Regions from separate parts of the Homo sapiens genome. Here region 1 is linked to region 2. A link is a contact called in ENCODE Hi-C or POLR2A ChIA-PET data. All regions are on one chromosome and are shown on one strand. The core of a region is the stretch at or near the end of the contact, and the rest is flanking DNA. Distances in the headings are between cores, read along the strand shown.

Region 1 (3,306 bases), core at 212-2,711, 200 kb before region 2:
ATAGCGAGACCTCGTCTCTCCAAAAAATCAGAACCTATCCAGGTATGGTGGTGTGTGCCTGTAGTCCTAGCTACTTGGGAGGCTAAAGTGGGAGGATCACTTGAGCCCAGGAGGTTGAGGCTACAGTGAGCTGTGATCATGCCACTACACTCAGCCTGGACGACAGAGTGAGACCCTGTCTCAAAAAAATAAAAAAATAACTCAAGAAGAGCTATATATATTTATATATGTAATATTTGACTTATTACATACAATTTGTCTTATTTCATATTTTATTTCTATACATAGTATAGTTCAGTATATTTAACATTAAAACCCTACTAAACATAGCATCATTTTGATGATTGAGAAAGCACTTCCTTCCTCATTCACTAGACATTCACTGAGCACCTATTATGTTTCCAGCACTCTGCTCCTAGCTGAGATACAAGGATGAGTAAAATATATGTCTTGCCCTTGACTTTCTCAGTTTAGTAAGGGAGATGAACACCTTAAAAGATGATTACGCAGAGAGACTGTGTGTACAGGGGTTAAGAAGGAAGGCCCTGAGGTCAGACAAACCCAGATGTTTAGTCTGGTCTTCACCACTTTTGCTAAGGGCCAAAGCTCTTTTAGCCTTGTGGAAATAATAACAGTACCTCCCAGGATTCTTGTGAGAGTTAAATGTGACAATGCACATGAAGTTGCTTAGCATTGTACTGTACTTAACAAGTACTCAGGAAATGCTGAGTATTACTGTATGTGTTAAGTGCTATTTACATAATTAGATGTGGTTGGTACTTGCTTCCTTTGAGTGGAGTTAGGTCAACTGGTTTTAATGATAAGCAACACATGACAGTGACAATGGTTTCTAGTGAACTATAGTGAACTCCTCGTAGTAGTTTAGAGAAAAATCTCATCATCTTTCCCTGGAAATGAGACCTGTTATCAATCAAAAGTGCTGGTCTAAGGAAGTGACTGAACAGATTGAACATACCTCTCAGGAGTGGGGCTGGCTTTTCTAGGTACTCAACATTCTTTTAACGCTTTTGATTAAAAAAAAAAAAAAAAAAAAAAAGGGCTGGGCGCTGTGGCTCAGGCCTGTAATCCGGCTCAGGCCTGTAATCCCAGCATTTTGGGAGGCCGAGGCAGGTGAATCATGAGATCAGGGGATCGAGACCATCCTGGCTAACACAGTGAAACCCCGTCTCTACTAAAAATACAAAAAAATTAGCCAGGCGTGGTGGCGGGCAGTTGGCAGGTGCCTGTACTCCCAGCTACTCGGGAGGCTGAGACAGGAGAATGGCATGAACCCAGGAGGCAGAGCTTGCAGTGAGCCGAGATCGCGCCACTGCACTCCAGCCTGGGTGACAGAGTGAGACTCCATCTCAAAAAAAAAAAAAAAAAAAAGAAAAGAGGAACTGAAACAGGAACTAATAGATTTAACAGATTTGATGATAATTAAGACTTAAATTCTTTTCTCCAGTTCACGTTTGTGTTCTCACACAAAGTAGTTATTGCCAAGATGCCCAGGCACATGAATGCCTTTATCCAAACTTACTGAATAGTCTTTCCTTCAATAAATACTATTGAGCCTTACTGTTTGCCAGGCACTGTGCTAGGCTCTGGGAGTATGAAGGTAAGCAAAACCACAGGCTGGTGGCAGAGACAGACATTCATGAAATAAGCCTCCCCATACATAATAATAGTTGCTCTAAGTGAGAAGTTTAGAGCAGGGGCCCTGATTTAGGCTGGGGCATAGGTTTGTAGAGGCAGGGAAGAGTTCATTTAGGGAAGTAACATCTAAAAATACCACTTACCCTTTAGAAGAGCTGGCGATTTTCTCTCTCTTTTTTTTTTTTTTTTTTTTTTTGAGACAGAGTCTTGCTCTGTTGCCCAGGCTAAAGCTCAATGGTGCAATCTCGGCTCAGTACAACCTCCGCCTCCCGGGTTCAAGCCATTCTCCTGCCTCAGCCTCCCAAGTAGCTGGGATTACAGGCGCCCACCACCACGCCCAGCTAATTTTTGTATTTTTTAGTAGAGACAGGGTTTCACCATCTTGGCCAGGCTGGTCTTGAACTCCTGACCTTGTGATCCACACCCCCACCCTTGGCCTCCCAAAGTGCTGGGATTACAGGAGTGAGCCACCGTGCCCGGCTGATTTTCTCTTTAATTCCAAAGCCGCCAGCAAGTTCAGGAGATAAAAGCTTAGTCAAATAAATTTTTGGTTACCATATGGAAAATGTCATGTTGATATAAATTATTTATTCTATCACCCAACTATATTGATAACATTAAACATGGCCTTTCTATCTGTCATTCTGCCCCAATGAGACTTTCATTTCTTTAACATTATACAAAGTAAAATCATCTACCTCTGGAATGATTTTATCATTATTAACACACATATACATGCATACTTATTTATGGTTCTTTATATGCACTAAAGAAGCTGGGAAAATTTTAGAAGATAGTAAAATGAAATGGTTCTTCCTTTCTTGTCTGGGAGGGGCTCCTTGCTCTGGAATGATACTTCATATATAAATACAGTGTTTCTCCGTGGTCTTCCTTTTGGATTTTTGGAGGTTGGATGGGAAGGGCTGAATTTCGGCACACACTGAAAACAGCTTATCTTGTAGGAGGGATTATAATATCCCAAACATTGTATATAAGTGGCATTTTGAGATTTCCTCAGAAATGTATTAAAAACAGAGAGAAAAAAATGATTGTAGCAAGTATTCAGCCATTTTACCTTTTTATTCAAATATTTAGCAATTTCTTGGGCTTCTAGTAATTTAGTGATCAATGGCTCCAATCAGAGAGTTCATTCACAGGAATATTCACACTCATTTGTTTCAGCCTTAAATAAATAAAGGTTGATTTTTTAAAAGAGGCTGTCTTCTAGGTATTGCAAGTGGAATCTGCTCATATTGATTGGGTTGCTCTTCAGTAATTTCCTACAGCATGCACATCTCTTCCTTTTTATGTTTTTCTCAAGCAATCAGTAAATAACGTATTCATCAAACTTAAGAGAGTGTCCCAACAGAATTTCGTTGGAAAAGCTGGGTTTCTTTCTTGCTGAGGTATACAGTTGATGAGTTCTTTAGCCAGTTGGATTATAGCAGCTCAGTGAGATCATAGAAAGTAACCTGGTTATGTTGTACTGATATTCATCACAGGAAATGAACTCATCTCCACAAATTATTTGCTGCAAAATAAATTAACTCCTTTAATAGAAAATTATCACAGGATCAGCACGTCCCACTTGTCAAGGAAGGAATATGAGCACAGTGTAGCTTTACTGTTACAGCAAGAAACCATTATTTT
Region 2 (3,208 bases), core at 249-2,748:
CCCATTTCTTTATTCATTTAGTACATATTTTCCAAGCGATTTCTCTGTGCCTCAGACACTGTGTGAGGTCCTAGGGACACAATGGTGTGCAGAAGGGAAAACTGTTGTTGCCCTCACATGGGGGAGGTAGCAACAATTACAAATTTACAGGAATAAATATGTGATAATAATATCCTAGCTCAACATAGAAAGGAAGTTATCTCAGTATTTACCTAACAGTTTTGTAATGTGTGTGTGCGCGCGCGTATATGTCTTCTTCTTTTCTCTTTGTTAAGTGTGAGTGGAGAAGATGATGGCTAACACTGAGTTCTGTCATGGCCATGGCACTTTTATACCCACATTCTTTCTTTTAATCATGGAATTCTCCACCCCAGCCCTCACCCCGTGGATGTCGGAGTAAGACAACATTGTTATCACTCAGATTGTCATTGGGAGGGTGAATAAATGAATGCTTGCATTATGAGAGTTTGGGGGCAGAAATATGCCACAGACTCTTATCTGAAGCCATCAGATTTAGTGGCTGCGAACCCACCGAAGTCAGGGATTTACATTTTTTACAGCAACGAGAGAAAACTTCCCCTTTCCTCTGCAGAAGTCAGGACTGGATCTCAAAAATAGAAATGTGTCCTCCTAAATGTGTGCCCATCCCCGTGGTTGACAAACAACGGATTTCCCAAGATAGCTGCCACACACTTGGTTTCTAATCTCTGTATTGCTTCCCCGCCAGAATGTCGAAGTCCTTCCCGAATATGCCCAGTCATACTTTCTGAACTTTTGAGCAAACACCGTCCGGCTTCTTGTGCTTTCCTCAAAGACCCCAGGCACCGGCAGGGAGGACACAGGCCGGGGCAGAGCGCCCCTGCGCGGGGGATTCCTGCCACTCCGCGCCAGCCTGCGGCGCAAACGCTCTTCTCAGCCGCAGTCCCACCCGCTGCTGGCAATCTGAATGAGGAGCCGCGCTATTTTTACCTCCCCGGCTGCAATCCTTTATATTTACATGCAGGAAGCAAATATATAAGGGATTAAGAAGGAGATGCGTGGCCTTAGTTTATCCAGAGCAGGAAGAGGTTGGAATAGGAGAGGGTATGTGAAGTCTGGGGTGGTGGAAAAGGCAGGTGGACTTCGGCTGGTTGTTTTCTCCCGATCATCCCTGTCTCTGGCCTGGAAACCCCCGTACTCTCTTTCTTCTGGCTTATCCGTGACTGCCGGCTCCCCCTCCACCGCCCCCATCTTTTGAGGTACCACCCGTCACCTCCGATGCTGCTTGGGCTGCTGCATCACTCTGCTGCTTTACCCCCTTCCCCGCCCCCCAACAAAGCATGCGCAGTGCGTTCCGGGCCAGGCAACAGCAGCAGCACAGCATCCAGCAACAGCATCAGCACCCGAAGCCCCGCTCGGGCGCGCTCTCGGGGGGCGGGGCGCACGCCCGCTCCGCGCGTCCCCGCGCCGCTCGCTCCCGCGCGTCCCCGCGCCGCTCGCTCCCGCGCGCCGCCTCAGCATCCTCAGGCCCGGCGGCAGCCCCCGCAGTCGCTGAAGCGGCCGCGCCCGCCGGGGGAGGGAGTAGCCGCTGGGGAGGCTCCAAGTTGGCGGAGCGGCGAGGACCCCTGGACTCCTCTGCGTCCCGCCCCGGGAGTGGCTGCGAGGCTAGGCGAGCCGGGAAAGGGGGCGCCGCCCAGCCCCGAGCCCCGCGCCCCGTGCCCCGAGCCCGGAGCCCCCTGCCCGCCGCGGCACCATGCGCGCCGAGCCGGCGTGACCGGCTCCGCCCGCGGCCGCCCCGCAGCTAGCCCGGCGCTCTCGCCGGCCACACGGAGCGGCGCCCGGGAGCTATGAGCCATGAAGCCGCCCGGCAGCAGCTCGCGGCAGCCGCCCCTGGCGGGCTGCAGCCTTGCCGGCGCTTCCTGCGGCCCCCAACGCGGCCCCGCCGGCTCGGTGCCTGCCAGCGCCCCGGCCCGCACGCCGCCCTGCCGCCTGCTTCTCGTCCTTCTCCTGCTGCCTCCGCTCGCCGCCTCGTCCCGGCCCCGCGCCTGGGGGGCTGCTGCGCCCAGCGGTGGGTATGGCCCCGTGCCCTTTGCGTTGGCTTTCCCGCGGGGCCCTGCAGAGGAAAGCGAAGGGCGCGCGGGTCCGTGTGCTCCGGGCTTGTCCCCGGCTCGGCCTTTCCTTCCCTCCCTGCCTGTCTTTCCACCCTTCTCGTTCCCAAACCCCCATTCATCCCAGTTCACTTTTGGAAGTCCATTTCTGTTGCATTCGCGAAAAACCCATTCCAATTCTTGTTGGTTCCACTGGGAGGTGTTTAGTGGATCCTGGGTCCCTCAGCGATCTCTGTGCAACTTGCGGAGGGGCAACCAGTGGATGGGAAATACAGCGAGGGAGCAAGTTGCTACTTGCGTGGTGGAACCTTAATGTGAATGCGGGGAGGATGTAGTGATAATAGTGGTAATGGGCTGTTTCCTCAAATTTCGTATCCGGCGCATTCAGTGCGGTTGGAATTAAGGTGGGGGAGGCACACTTCGGGGACCAAAGAATTAAGGTGCTGAAGACATACTTCATGCACGACCTTTGGTTCTGATTTCTCAAAGTGCTTGTCATTATAATGAACAATTAATATAATACCATCTTCTATATATTGATGATTGGAAGTCACTGAAAGCAGAAAGCTGGCTTTGTCAGGAAAATAAAAAGAAATTGGGAAGCTGCCAGCATCTGTATCCCTACATGGCAAAGTATGTTTGCTCATCTTAAAGTTAAAAGAGAAGGGAATTGTCCATTTTGTTAAAAGAGTCGATTAATATTCGGTATCCATAAATTCAGTACTCAAGTTATCTTAGGAGCGTTCTTAGCTCTTGGATGGGATGCCACTAGGCAGAGTAGAGTTGTGCTTCTGTGGACTCAGAGAAGGGGTGGAGATCGGGGGCAGGACCCCTGAACATGTTCATTTAATGACTCTTCTTCCCTCAAGTTCATTCTACCCCCCCCCCAACACTTAGAAGTATAGATTTGAGTCTGACTAGAAATGTATATATAAGACATAAATCAAAATAAATAGTGCACAGTTGTATAAGCCTTATTGGCTATTTATTAACTTCTCCAGGCCATTTTATTGTTGAAATAACTTGCTTTACTCTAGCTCTACTTCTTAACTGCTTATAAATAGAAAACTTTGTGTTTGAAATTAAAGGAAAAATGCATTTTAGTGCTTATGTATTTATGG

The links. A loop is a pair of places that touch in the nucleus more often than their neighbours do. ChIA-PET counts read pairs that join two places held with the same protein, here RNA polymerase II (POLR2A). Pooled maps may share reads with other maps.
Region 1: a loop to region 2 is called in a pooled map, with 3 times the contacts of the local background. The contact joins the enhancer-like site here to the promoter of ADAM23 in region 2. A Hi-C loop is called at or near these places in 2 of 37 single-sample maps with no recorded cell type and 6 of 50 pooled maps. POLR2A ChIA-PET finds 5 or more read pairs at or near these places in 1 of 52 experiments (WTC11).

Annotation. Positions count from the first base shown.
Region 1 is chr2:206,244,615-206,247,920 of GRCh38, forward strand. The region is part of intron 2 of CMKLR2-AS (CMKLR2 antisense RNA); the gene reads left to right. Among named protein-coding and RNA genes, the nearest start is that of ZDBF2, 28 kb to the right of the region's middle. Within about 2 kb of position 1,462, at least 3 of the 41 ENCODE cell types and tissues checked have a DNase peak (open chromatin) inside an H3K27ac peak, as active enhancers do.
Region 2 is chr2:206,442,034-206,445,241 of GRCh38, forward strand. It overlaps ADAM23 (ADAM metallopeptidase domain 23), which reads left to right and starts at 1,499. Exons shown (of 26, transcript NM_003812.4): 1 at 1,499-2,047. The coding sequence starts at 1,834. RefSeq lists a silencer at 1,944-2,073.